2 separate regions of the Homo sapiens genome follow, and region 2 is linked to region 1. Evidence: chromatin contacts called from ENCODE Hi-C data. All regions are on one chromosome and are shown on one strand. Each heading gives the region's core, a stretch centred on a gene start or an enhancer-like site at or near the end of the contact. The rest is flanking DNA. Distances are from core to core; before and after follow the strand shown.

The links. A loop is a pair of places that touch in the nucleus more often than their neighbours do.
Region 2: a map of sciatic nerve shows a loop between it and region 1 (4-fold over the local background). The contact joins the promoter of COA3 here to the enhancer-like site in region 1. A Hi-C loop is called at or near these places in 1 of 168 maps with a recorded cell type or tissue (sciatic nerve).

The regions. Positions count from the first base shown.
Region 1 is chr17:42,206,861-42,213,609 of GRCh38, reverse strand. STAT5B (signal transducer and activator of transcription 5B) reads left to right here. Exons shown (of 19, transcript NM_012448.4): 13 at 1,420-1,626; 14 at 3,113-3,207; 15 at 3,309-3,439; 16 at 5,882-6,052. Among named protein-coding and RNA genes, the nearest start is that of GHDC, 16 kb to the right of the region's middle. Within about 2 kb of position 1,454, at least 11 of the 41 ENCODE cell types and tissues checked have a DNase peak (open chromatin) inside an H3K27ac peak, as active enhancers do.
Region 2 is chr17:42,796,096-42,803,086 of GRCh38, reverse strand. COA3 (cytochrome c oxidase assembly factor 3) reads left to right here and starts at 4,383. Exons shown (of 2, transcript NM_001040431.3): 1 at 4,383-4,619; 2 at 4,920-5,462. The coding sequence starts at 4,406. The coding sequence ends at 5,026. CNTD1 (cyclin N-terminal domain containing 1) reads right to left here and starts at 4,226. Exons shown (of 7, transcript NM_173478.3): 1 at 3,851-4,226. The coding sequence starts at 4,019. It overlaps WNK4 (WNK lysine deficient protein kinase 4), which reads right to left. Exons shown (of 19, transcript NM_032387.5): 17 at 6,765-6,964; 18 at 6,509-6,606; 19 at 6,021-6,401. The coding sequence ends at 6,399. RefSeq lists enhancers at 4,371-4,420, 4,441-4,490, 4,631-4,700.

The DNA.
Region 1 (6,749 bases), core at 205-2,704:
GTTGTAGTGACCTGAGATGGTGCCACTGCACTCCAGCCTGGGCAACACAGTGAGACTCTGTCTCAAAAAAATAAAAAATAAAAAATAAATAATAAAGACTTGTGGCCAGGCACAGTGGTTTATGCCTGCAATCCCAGCACTTTGGGAGGCCAAGGCAAGCGGATCTCTTGAGCCCAGGAATTTGAGGCCAGCCTTGTCAACATAGCAAAACCCTGTCTCTACAAAAAACACACAAATTAGCCAGGCATGGTGGTGCACGCCTGTAGTCCCAGCTGTTTGGGAGGCTGAGGTAGGATAATTACTTGAGCTAAGGAGGCAGAAGTTGCAATGAGCCAAGATTGGGCCACTGTACTCCAGCCTGGATGACAGAGCGAGACCTTACCTAAAAAAAAAAATAATTGTGGAAATTTATTCTCCATATATATTTGCCTATGTGTCCTGTGGGTCAAATAACATAAGAACATTGCAGCATTGTTAGTAATAGCTAAAGATGAGGCTGTAACACTGATGCCCATCTATGGGGGTCTGGTGAAATTTCTTTATGTGCTGATGGGAGGTCTCCCAGATAGAGGATTAAGTGAAAAGAGGAAGATGCAGAACATGTGGATTTTGTGCTGTCATTTGTGAAGAAAAGGAAAAGGTATATGTCATTGCTGGCATGCATAGAATATCTTTGGTGGGATACACAAGAAACTGTGTTAGGTGCCTTTAAAGAAAAGAACTGGGTTGCTGGGAGACAGGGATAGGGAGTGACTTCACTGTGTAGCCGTCTGTGCTTTTTGAATTTTAAATCATGTGAAAATCACCTATTGAAAAAAGTGTTTGTAACAAAATAAAATGGAGTACTATGGCTGAACGGGTTGAAAAGCAGTTTATTAAAAGTTAATCTTCTAACCTATTTCTCAATAAAGCCATCCAACTCAAAATTTCCACTCTTCCATACCAAGTTGTTTTACTTTGAGCTAGAATTCTTGGCAGAAGGAGTCGAGGGCAATGATTCCACGTGTGTACACACATGCCGACACGTGTGCACACATACGCACACTCTCTCTGTTTGTACCTAGAGGACCAGTCTTTCAGATTTCTAAATTCCCAAGGTGTTTACAATCTAAGAGCCAGACCTTGGTTATGTTTTGGTTTGTGGCCGTTAGAACATAGGATTTGACTGTTAGTTCAGCAGCTCATTTACAAAACAGCATGGATAGCATGGGTTACCTTCTAGTTGTGTGTAAAGAAGGTGAAACGGAACCTTCTGAATTTCACAGAACCGTGTACCCCAGCAGAGTCTGAATTTATCCTCAGGCCCTGCAAGACAAATGTGTGTAACCACTCCCAGCCATCAGCGTTTTTCTTTTGTGGCTTGAGGGAATAAATCATGCAACTGTTTTCTCATCAGATTCTGGCCTCTCTCCCTCTCAGGGCAGGGTGCCATTTGCCGTGCCTGACAAAGTGCTGTGGCCACAGCTGTGTGAGGCGCTCAACATGAAATTCAAGGCCGAAGTGCAGAGCAACCGGGGCCTGACCAAGGAGAACCTCGTGTTCCTGGCGCAGAAACTGTTCAACAACAGCAGCAGCCACCTGGAGGACTACAGTGGCCTGTCTGTGTCCTGGTCCCAGTTCAACAGGGTGAGGAGCCCAGCTGCCAGCCGCTGTTAGATCAGTCCTTCCCAACCAGATGCTCTCAGGAGTCTCCCTGCCCTGGGCCCTTATTCTTCATGTCTCTAATAAAATGTACCGAAAGTAATAGAAGCTTCTGACTAGATGGACAACTTGAGAGTTACCCAGGTCACGTGTAGAAAATTACATCTTTGCATATTTTAAATAAGTTGACCTTTGTCTACAGTTAATGCATTTTCTTCCTTTGTAAAGGAAATAGAGCAAAGCAGATGTTAACATAGCTCATGAGAAGCAAAGCTTTTGAGGGGATGCGAACTCTGGGCCTCTCTCCCCTTTACTCTCTTATGTTCCCCATGTGTAATGCCAGATCAGGCTCCTATGGGACCCTCAACCCACAAAGAGGGATGCTGATGAAAGAAACTCCTCCTCTAGCATCTGCTAATTCAGACGTCACTTTGATTTTATTTTTATTCATTTTTTTTTTTTGAGACAGAGTTTCGCTCTTGTTGCCCAGGCTGGACTGCAATGGCACGATCTTGGCTCACCGCAACCGCCGCCTCCTGGTTTCAAGCGATTCTCCTGCCTCAGCCTCCCGAGTAGCTGGGATTACAGGCATGCGGCACCACGCCCCGCAATTTTGTATTTTTAGTGGAGACGGGGTTTCTCCATGTTGGTCAGGCTGGTCTCGAACTCCCGACCTCAGGTGATCTGCCCGCCTCGGCCTCCCAAAGTGCTGGGATTACAGGCGTGAGTCCACTGTGCCCACCCTATTTATTTTTGTTTATTTATTTATTTTTGAGATGGTGTCTCGCTCTGTCACAAGGAGTGCAGTGGTACATTCTGGGCTCACTGCAACCTCCGTCTCCCAGATTCAAGTGATTCTCCTGTCTCAGCCTCCTGAGTAGCCGGGATTACAGGCACCCGCCACCATGTCCAGCCAATTTTTGTATTTTTAGTAGAGACGGGGTTTCACCATGTTGGCCAGGATGGTCTCAAACTCCTGACCTCAAGTGATCTGCCTACCTCAGCCTCCCAAAGTGCTGGGATTACAGACGTGAGCCACCATGCCCGGCTATCACCTTGATTTGAATTTAATTTTTGTTTCTTTTCCTACACCCCCCACCCCCAAGGTGTTTTAAATGTTTAATTTGGAGCCTAACAACGTGCATTTCTCAGAAGCTCCCAGGTGACACTGATGCTTCTGGTCACAGACCACACATCGAAACTAGCAAGGGACGGGTCAGCCCAGTCCCAGGTGAAAGTGTCTGTAGCAGGAGCCCACTGGGTGCTGGTAACTGCAGTTTGGTATTTTCCCCTTCTTCCCTCTTTTCCTCTCCATGGGGCCATTAGGTAAAACTCAGGTAGGCGGGGATATTTGTATGCCTCTGACAAGGGTAGATGTTTGTTTCCCATTTAATTTTTCCAATTAAATATGTGTATAATATTCCAAGTGTTACTCTGGTGTTCTTATGTTCACTGTTGTATCTCCAACCAGGAGAATTTACCAGGACGGAATTACACTTTCTGGCAATGGTTTGACGGTGTGATGGAAGTGTTAAAAAAACATCTCAAGCCTCATTGGAATGATGGGTGAGAATCATTATTTCTTAAGGCGCCGACAGAGTCTGAAGGTCTTCTCTCTGGCATCGTAAGTCACACTCTGCTTCTGTCCTTTGTCCTTGGTGATCCAGGGCCATTTTGGGGTTTGTAAACAAGCAACAGGCCCATGACCTACTCATTAACAAGCCAGATGGGACCTTCCTCCTGAGATTCAGTGACTCAGAAATTGGCGGCATCACCATTGCTTGGAAGTTTGATTCTCGTGAGTGCCCCTCCCTTCTTATGTCCAAAGTTAGCTGCTTTCGTTACAAAATTATTTTAACAAATAATTTAGTGGGTACTTACTATTTGTTGAGGTCAGTACTAATTATGGGAAACATAAATGTATAGCCATGACATACTCATAATAAGGCAGCCTATGAAAAATACTATTATGGGAAACACAATTGCTAATTTGGTTATACATGAAAGTATATGGCAGCATGGTTACACATGAACATTTAACCATGACATGGCTACCTATGATACAAGAGTCCGTGCAGAATCTCAGTTGCTTCCCTCTTAAAATGTTTGCCTTATTGTACTACTCTGCATAAAGCTTATTTCAGTGAAGAATTTGATGATTTGGAGTTCTTACAGTAGTAAAAATATTCCTTTATCCTAATTAACATATGGATATTGCCATCAACCATTTCTACCCAAGATGTTAGTTCTTTTCTTTTTTTGAAACAGGGTCTCACTCTTTTGCCCGGGCTGGAGTGCAGCGGCACAAACATGGCTCACTGCAGCCTTGACCTCCTGGCCTCAAGCAGTCCTCCTCCCTTAGCCTCCCGATTAGCTGGGACCACAGACGTGCACCACCACACCCATCTAATTTTTAAATTTTTTGTATGTTGCCCAGGCTGGTCTCGAACTCCTGGGCTCAAACAATCCCCCACTTTGGCTTCCCAAAGTATTGGGATTACGGGCTTGAGCCACTGCACCAGGGCATCAGGAAAGTTAGTTCTCTCCTCTGACCCTCACAATAAGGGTAGCTTGCTGGTTCATTTTCTGTGAATTAAAGTTTTTAATAACTTTTGGCTGGGTGCGGTGGCTCATGCCTGTAATCCCAGCACTTTGGGAGCCTCAGGCAGGAGGATCTCTTGAGGCCAGGAGTTCAAGCCCAGCTTGGGCAACATAGTAAGACCCTGTCTCTAAGTAAATAAATAAATAAATAAGTTAATTAGGTGGGCATGGTGGTGCTCATGGTGTGCGCCTGTAGTCCCAGCTACTCTGGAGGGTGAGGTGGGATGATCACTTGACCCTGGGAGTTCAAGGTTACAGTGAGTCATGATCACATCACTGTACTCCAGCCTGGGCAACAGAGTAAGACCCTGTCTCTTAAAAGAAAAAAAAAAAAAGGCTGGGTGCGGTGGCTCACGCCTGTAATCCCAGCACTTTGGGAGGCCAAGGCAGGCGGATCATGAGGTCAGGAGATCGAGACCATCCTGGCCATCACAGTGAAACCCCCGTCTCTACTAAAAACACAAAAAAATTAGCCGGGTGTAGTTGTGGGCACCTGTAGTCCCAGCTACTTGGGAGGCTGAGGCAGGAGAATGGCGTGAACCCGGGAGGCGGAGCTTGCAGTGAGCCGAGATCGCGCCACTGCACTCCAGCCTGGGCAACAGAGCAAGACTCCATCTCGAAAAAAAAAAAATTCATCACTTTTAATAGCTCTTATGCTTTCTCTGGTTGTGGGCATGCTTCCTAGCTTTTATATATCTTTGTATGGGAAATCAGGGATTGGGGGCCAGTAAAAACTGTTTCTTCTACTGAGGGCTAGAATACTGTTTGAACTTGAAACGTCTGAGATCATTGGATCTCTTGGGAAGTGATTTTTGTATTACCTGCTTATCTACCCATGGCTTTTATTTTTATTTATTTATTTATTTATTTATTTTTGAGATGGGGTCTCTGTCACCCAGGCTGGAGTGCAGTGTCATGATCTCAGCTCACTGCAACCTCCACCTCCCAGCTTCAAGCCATTCTCCTACCTCAGCATAGTACCTGGGACTACGGATGAGTGCCACCACACTTGGCTGATTTTTGTATTTTTAGTAGAGACAGGGTTCATCATGTTAGCCAGGCTGGTCTTGAACTCCTGACCTCAGGTGATCCACCTGCCTAGGCCTCCAAAAGTGTGGGATTACAGGCATGAGCCAACATGCCTGGCCCCTACCCATGGCTTTTAAAACTATTTCAGGCCGGGCACGGTGGCTCACGCCTGTAATCCCAGCACTTTGGGAGGCTGAGGTGGGTGGATCATGAGGTCAGGAGATCAAGACCATCCTGGCTGACATAGGGAAACTCCATCTCTACTAAAAATACAAAATTAGCCAGGTGTGGTGGCGCGTGCCTGTAATCCCAGCTACTTGGGAGGCTGAGGCAGGAGAATCGCTTGAACCAGGGAGTTGGAGGTTGCAGTGAGCCAAGATCGCACCACTGCACTCCAACCTGGTAACAGAGTGAGACTCCGTCTCAAAATAAGTAAGTAAGTAAGTAAATAAATAAAAGTATTTCATCTATAACCCATGGTTATTTTTAAATGGAGATTTCTATTGGAGCCATTATAATGGCAAGCTTGAATTTATAGTATGTTGGGGTTTTAAGATTTCCTAATTCAGAAATCATGTTTAGAATGTGATTGTTCTGTTTATTGATCTAGAGGAAAGAATGTTTTGGAATCTGATGCCTTTTACCACCAGAGACTTCTCCATTCGGTCCCTAGCCGACCGCTTGGGAGACTTGAATTACCTTATCTACGTGTTTCCTGATCGGCCAAAAGATGAAGTATACTCCAAATACTACACACCAGTTCCCTGCGAGTCTGCTACTGGTAACAATGTTCGCATTCTGATTTGATTTTGTTGTGTGTGTGTGTGTGTGTGTGTGTGTGTGTGTGTGTGCATACCTGCGTGTGTTATCTCTCTTGTGTGAAAACCCACACAATTACCATTCAGTGAGAGCAGTTTGAGCATTTTCCAGGGCAGATGTAAACCTTGGGCTGGATTCTTCAGTCATACAGAAAACACATCTACCACTAACCCCAAATATCAAATTGAAGAAAACAAATTCTTTTTAATACAAGCTTAGATCAAACAAAATTAGGTAAAATTTTGTTTTTCATGACAGAGATGGTTTTATTGCTTTCTGAGTTTAGAAGTATTACATATTTATTATAAAATTTTCAGAAGACACATAAAGGCATAAAAAAGAAAACAGGCTGGGTACGGTGGGTCATGCCTGTAATCCCAGAACTTTGGGAGGCCAAGGCAGGCGGATCATTTGAGGTCAGGAGTTCCAGACCAGCCTGGCCAACATGGTGAAACCCTATCTCTACAAAAAATACAAAAATTAGGTGTGGTGGCAGGCACTTGTAATCGCAGGTACTCGGGAGGCTGAGGCATGAGAATCACTTGAACCCAGGAGGTGGAGATTGCAGTGAGCTGAGACCACGCCACCACACTCCAGCCTGGGCAATAGGGTGAGACTCAGTCTCAAAAAAAAAAAAAAAAGGAAGGTCGGGCGTGGTG
Region 2 (6,991 bases), core at 3,134-5,633, 590 kb before region 1:
TCTCTCCACCACCAGTTTGCTGGGTAAATCTGTGGTGGCTGAGCCTCTCCCCAGGAGCAAGTGTGTTACTGTGAAGTGGCTTGTTTTGAAGAAACATCCCCTAAATTGGAGAACATAGCCCAATTTAGGGGGAGGGAGTCATTGGGAAGGTGGGAAGGGTGAGATACCTTGGCAAGATTTTAGCCTGCCTCTGTTTCTCTTTGAAAGAACAGCTCCAGATAGAATTATATTTATCTTGCAATATCATTAGAGGGTGGAAACAAGGGTAAATGTCAGTTCTCAACAAAGAAAGCTCCTACAGACTGAAGACCTTTTAGCATTGATCCGTAGAGAATTACACATTTAGTCAAATAATCATATGTCTTCAGAGAAAACTTAACTTTCTTAGAAAATTTAGTCAAGCTTACACAAGTAACAATCTACTCAACACACATTACACATAGATAGATGTACAAAACCTCATCGTTACAGAGGCTACAGTTTGGCTAGCAATGTCCAATGCAGGACAGAATTAGTTTAAGCAATTCAGCATAATACCCTAGAACATATAATTGTGTCTCTTATTAGTCATTTTATTTGCTGGACTTTAGGCTTTATTTCTTAGTTTTGTTCTTTGTGTATGTGTGCAGTTGTTAAGTTTTGGTTTGGTTTTGCTCTGAATTATCTGAGCATTTGTTTCTGTTTTCCATTTTAATTTGCCAAAAAAACTGAGCTTGGATTAGGTGGAATGGATGAGGGTTACACCTTTCCCTTGCTATTGGCCCCACCTCCTCGATAACAAGCATACTCAGATCTGCTATTAACTAAAAGACCCTCCCCTTTTAACCTCTCTCTTTCCCATCACTGTTGAATTTTTTTTTAAATAAATAAATAAATAAATAATAAATAGACGGGATTGTCCTATGTTGCCCAGGCTGGTCTCAAACTCCTGGGCTCAAGCAATCCTCCCATCTCAGCCTCGCTGTTGAATTACTTGAAAGCCTGGCTTACACACCCACTGCTTCCACTTCATCGTTCACTTCCTAATTTTCTATCTGTTGGCTTCTACCTTTCCTAACTTGCTGAAATGATTCTCAGAGGACAGTAAATATGTCCAAATTGTTAAATATCATGGCTTTTTGCAATCTTTAGTTCTGTTGATATCCCTAAAGCATCTGAAACTTCTGACCATTATCCTTTTCAAAGTCTCCTCTTGGCTGCCAAAAGTCCCTTGGTTCTGTTCCTATCTCCTCCTTTTATTTCCTTCACAAGTCTTCTTACTCCAATTCCCTGAACACAAAGTGTTTTCCCAAGGAACTGTCCTTGACCTGCTTTTCTTTTCTCCTTCTAGGAGCTTATCCTCTGCCACAGTTTCAACAATATCATTGTGAAGATAACTTGAAAACCTTGATCTCCATTTCTGACCTCTCTTCTAACCTACTCTTTGAATAGTCTACAAGAACACTTCTTTTAGATGTTCTGCAAACACCTTAAACTCAGCAGATCCAAAACTAAAGCTATTATACACACACACACACACACACACACACACACATATATTATATATATATATATATATATATATATATATATATATTTTTTTTTTTTTTTTGAGACAAGGTCTCACTCTGTTACCCAGGCTGGAATGCAATGGCGTGATCTTGGCTCACTGCAACCTCTGCCTCCCGGGTTCCAGCCATTCTCCTGCCTCAGCCTCCCAAGTAGCTGGGATTACAGGTACCTGCCACCATGCCTGGCTAATTTTTGTATTTTTAGTAGAGATGGGGTTTCACCATGTTGGCCAGGCTCCAAAGCCATTATTATCTTTCCCAAACAAAAGTCACTTTTCCTCCTGCTTTATTTATGTAGTGTGTCTGTGTTTTTTGTGTTGTTTTTTTTTGTTGTTGTTTTTTTTTTTTTTGGGAGACAGAGTCTTGCTCTGTGGCCTAGGCTGGAGCGCAGTGGCACAATCTTGGCTCACTGCAACCTCCGCCTCCCAGGTTCAAGCCATTCCCCTGCCTCGGCCTCCCGAGTAGCTGGGACTACAGGTGCCTGCCACCATGCCCAGCTAATTTTTGTGTTTTTAATAGAGACAGGGTTTCACTATGTTGGCCAGGCTGGTCTCGAACCCCTGACCTCGTGATCCACCCGCCTCAGCCTCTCAAAGTGTTGGGAATACAGGCGTGAGCCACCGTGCCCGGCCGTGTCTGTGTGTTTCTTTTAATGACCACTATACTTCCAGTCTTCCAGGCTCAACCGTTTAGCATAGTCACGTTTTCCTCCTTCACTTCCTAAATTTATCCACAGCAGAACCCTAGACTTTGCCTCTAGAATGTTTTTAATCCACCCTCCCTTGTTATTCCCTCTGCCCTATCACCTAGCCTACTGACATTGACTCTACCTGTCTGCCTACATCCCATCTCCCTCTGGTTTAATCCATCCTTTACCTCCTTTACATCACTGCCAAAATAATGTTTACTAAGGCAGGGTTACCATCGTATCCCTTATTTTAAAACCTTCACTCCCTTATTTAAAAACCTTCAATGTCTTCTTGGTTTCCTACCAAACCAAGGATAAACTCTTCCCCTTGGCATTCAAACTTCCACATGGAATGTCTCCAAACTACCTTTCCAGTATTAATTTCAACTATTCTTCCACATGCACTGGCCAACATGGACTACACTGTACCCACATGCACCCTAAGCACCCCATTTCCATAGCTTTACTCATGCTACCTCTTTTTGGTAGAAACACTGTCTCCTTCCTCCCCCTTCACCAACCCAATGTCCTCCTTCCTTCAAGGTCTGCCTGAAATGTCCCGATGCCTGGGCCATCCCCTGAATTCTTCCTATTACCCCATCGCTCCTCTCAACCCCCATAAACGCTTGTTTTATTTCTCTCTGACGTCTCTTATCTAACCATAGTACCTAGTCATTGCATATTTGTTCTAATATCTCCCCCAAATTGCACATGGTTTGAAGGCAAGACCTCTATCTCTATTTCATCTTTCTTTTCTCTTTTTTTTTTTTTTTTTTTTTAGACAGAGTCTCGCTCTGTCACCCGTCACTCAGGCTGGAGTGTAGTGGCGCCATCTCAGCTCACTGCAAGCTCCGCCTCCCGGGTTCATGCCATTCTCCTCCCTCAGCCTCCGGAGTAGCTGGGACTACAGGCGCCCGCCACCACACCCGGCTTTTTTTTGTATTTTTAGTAGAGACGGGGTTTCACCATGTTAGCCAGGATGGTCTCGATCTCCTGACCTCGTGATCTGCCCGCCTCAGCCTCCCAAAATGCTGGGATTACAGGCGTGAGCCACCGCGCCCAGCCTTTTTTTTTTTTTTTTTTTTTTTTTTTTTTTGAGACGGAGTTTCATTCTTGTCGTCTAGGCTGAAGTGCAATGGCACGATTTCGGCTCACTGCAACTTCCGCCTCCTGGGTTCAAACAGTTCTCCTGTCTCAACCTCCCGAGTAGCTGGGATTAGAGGTGCGCGCCACCAGTCCTGGCTAATTTTTGTACTTTTAGTAGAGACAGGATTTCACCATGTTGGTCAGGCTGGTCTCGAACTCCTGACCTCAGGTGAACCTCCCACCTCAGCCTCCCAAAGTGCTGGGATTACAGGTGTAAGCCACCATGCCTGGCCCTCTATTTCATCTTTCTAGCCAAGCGGTGCCACTCAAGTATTCCATACATGTCGAAGAAATCAAGGGGAGGGCACTGTTGTGACTTATCCATCACTATATCCCCAGCACCCCACAGAGAGGTGTTAGCAAACATTCTCTGAATGAATAAAATCAACGGAATCTCAAGGTCGGTGCCTGAAAGACACAAGCCCCAGTCTCCCAAGAACCCAGCACCCCGGCCCTGCAGCCGCACCCACGATCTGGGGCTCCCTGAAGCGGCCCAGCCGCCCCGAAGCCTCCCTCACTGCTTGCTCATTCTGCTGGGCCAAGTGAAGCAGGGCGTCTTCAATCGTCTCTGTGGCGACAACTCCAAACTGAAAGTCAACGAGGGAGGCCGATCGTGGCCTCATGGGTCCGTCCATATTCACGAGCCTCTTGGGGCACCTGGACGGGTTCACTGGATCCACATACCGACCCCCTTAGCTCCTCTCCAGTCTTCTGCCACACCCTGGATTCCTCGTCCCCTTCCAATGAGTGTGTCGTCGCCTCAAGTCTGAGGAAAACCCAATTACCACCACAGCCTCGAACCCTCCACAGCTTTTTCCCGCCCCAACGGCCACGGACTCCTCAGCCAATCAGAAAGCACGTCCGCTTCTCACCTCCCGCGTCCATCCCCTGTGCCCGGGAACCGCGGCTCTGCCCCGCAAAGGGCACGCGGACTACAACTCCCAGAGTCCACTGCAGCGGCCAAGGGCTACTGTTCCCAGCGAGGCCCGCGCGGCGGCACCGCGAAGGGAGGAGTGGCAACATGGCGTCTTCGGGAGCTGGTGACCCTCTGGATTCTAAGCGTGGAGAGGCCCCGTTCGCTCAGCGTATCGACCCGACTCGGGAGAAGCTGACACCCGAGCAACTGCATTCCATGCGGCAGGCGGAGCTTGCCCAGTGGCAGAAGGTCCTACCACGGCGGCGAACCCGGAACATCGTGACCGGCCTAGGCATCGGGGCCCTGGTGTTGGCTATTTGTATCCGTCCGTGTTGTAGACTCAAGGGGACCGCATATAGGGGCAGGGGAACAGAGTGTGCAAGAGGGCTGAACCACCCGTTTAATTTTGGGGTAAAATGGGTAGTACTTTCCTTTGTTATTCCTAAGGTACTCTTTTAATTTGATTTATTAATAATAACGGAATTGGGGTTCAGGGTTTAGAAACAGCAGCGGCGGGAAGCCGGAATCACTGATTTGGGAGAGTAACAAGAGTGGTAGAGCAAATCTAGGAAAGGGGAATGTGCATATTCTGTGTGGTTTCCTGAACCTACCTCCCCAGATGGTTACACCTTCTACTCGATTTCCCAGGAGCGTTTCCTAGATGAGCTAGAAGACGAGGCCAAAGCTGCCCGAGCCCGAGCTCTGGCAAGGGCGTCAGGGTCCTAATCTGGATGGGTATTGATCATGTCCAACCTGCTGGAGCCCCTTCACATGGTGGATGATGCCCCATGACCCTGTAGAAATTGAATCCTGCTCACAACATTGTTGGCCTTCTTACTAACCTTGGACCGTGATTGAGCCCAAGAAACCAGGGACTTACGCATTTGGCCAATGTCAAAAGAACAGAACTTTGCCCACTGCACACTTGCTGTGTACAATGACTGAGCCCTTTCTTGTAGTTTGTTTCCTTGTTTGAGAGGTGTGCATGCGACCGTGGCTTTTCCCAAAGTTTCTGACTTTGTGGTTTACCCCCTTCACCTTCCAGGGACGCAGTTGTTACGAGGTTAGACGTGGCAGCTCTGTGCAGTGTTTGAGCCTACAGTGGGATACATAGGGTCAAATTGAGAATAATAAACTGAGTCATTCTCCTGGAGTCAAGTGAGTATGGAGGCTGAGAGGCAGCATATGGCACTTCATGCTGGAAAGCTTCACAAGCAGTAGCTGCAGTGGTGGCATTGCCCCAGGGAGCTGTAAATGTTTAACTAGAATTACTTTTTCCATGAGATCTTTCCACCTGATTTAAGGGAGAGATCACTGGGCAGTTTGAGACTGAACCCACGTCTTAGGGGAAGGAAGGTCACTCTTCTGTCCTCTACCCACAAGAACATACTGTAACTCTACTGCTTTTCCCATCCCCAGAGAGAGGGAGGGAGAGAGAGGTGGATGAAGGGTGAAAGACAAGCAGTCTTCATTCTTTTAACTTTCCCTGGTACCTGCCTATACAGGTCTAGGGTGGGGTCTGGAGGGGATCCTAACTTAGTCAAGTGGATCACTGACCTTGCAGTTTCCTCATTAACTGATGGCAGGAAGCCAGAGGGCTGGGCAGCTTCCACCCCTGCCTCCCATTGTGAAAAGAAAGTCCCTTTTAAATCCTCCCCTGCCTCACCCCACAAGTCTTTGCTCCCCCAATTCCTAAGGCATGGCATATGGATTCACGGCGTTCTTGTTTCCAGCATTTTTATTGGTTGCTGCTAATGTGGTGTGAGCATATCCCCTACACTCTCCCAGCTGGGAGTGGGCCCCTCTAGAAGCATCCAGGCTTGGGTGGGATTGCTTAGTGGTTGACTCTTGGCAGGGGAGGTGCTAGAGATGAAGATGGTAGGCAGCAGAACTAACACCTCCACACAGCAAACAGTTCACATATGTTTGGCTCTTCACTATAATGGAGCTGCACTCTCCATGCCCCCCTGGCCTTCTACCCCTTCAGTGTTGGGATCTTCCTTGCTCAGTTTTGTTGATCAGAAAGCATCAGATTCTGAGAACACAAGCTCCATGGTGGGCCCTGGTGTGGGGGAGATACATGGCTTCTGTTCTGAATTCACTGGAGGGAAAAGAAAAAGTGATGAAGAAACCTCCAAGGTGGGAGGAAGGCGAAGCTGCAGCCAGGTACCATTCCCTGGGCTCTCCCTCCCTTGGGCCCGCCCTCACCATCCTGCCAACATCCCCGGCGAATGTCACCCCCTTGCTTGCCCGCTGCTCCTGGGAGCCGGTGCTGCTGCCACTCAGAGAGTTCCTTCGCATGATGCCTGGGAGCAGGATGGGGGAAGGAGAGCACTAAGTGAGGAAAGGGGAGGTGGGGAGAGGGGGTCTATTCCCCCGGGGCAGACCCCCAGGGCCTGGAGAAAAACAGTCGACAGAAAGGGGTCTCAGGGAAAAGATGGAAGCTGGGTGACTGCAGTCTCACCAGGGCCTGGGGGCTCAGAGCGCTGTAGGCTGTTGCGGCGGGAGGTGGGGAAGCTGCCCTTGGAGAGGCGGCGCTGGCGGCTGGACAGCATAGCAGCTGGGGCCACAATACCCGGTGGGGGCTGCTTCCCCAGCCGGCTGTACAAATCTTCAATTTCTTTTTTCTGTAGTGTCTGTAGTGTTTCCACCTCTGACAAGTGCCTGAGGATGCACGGAGGGCATGAAAGG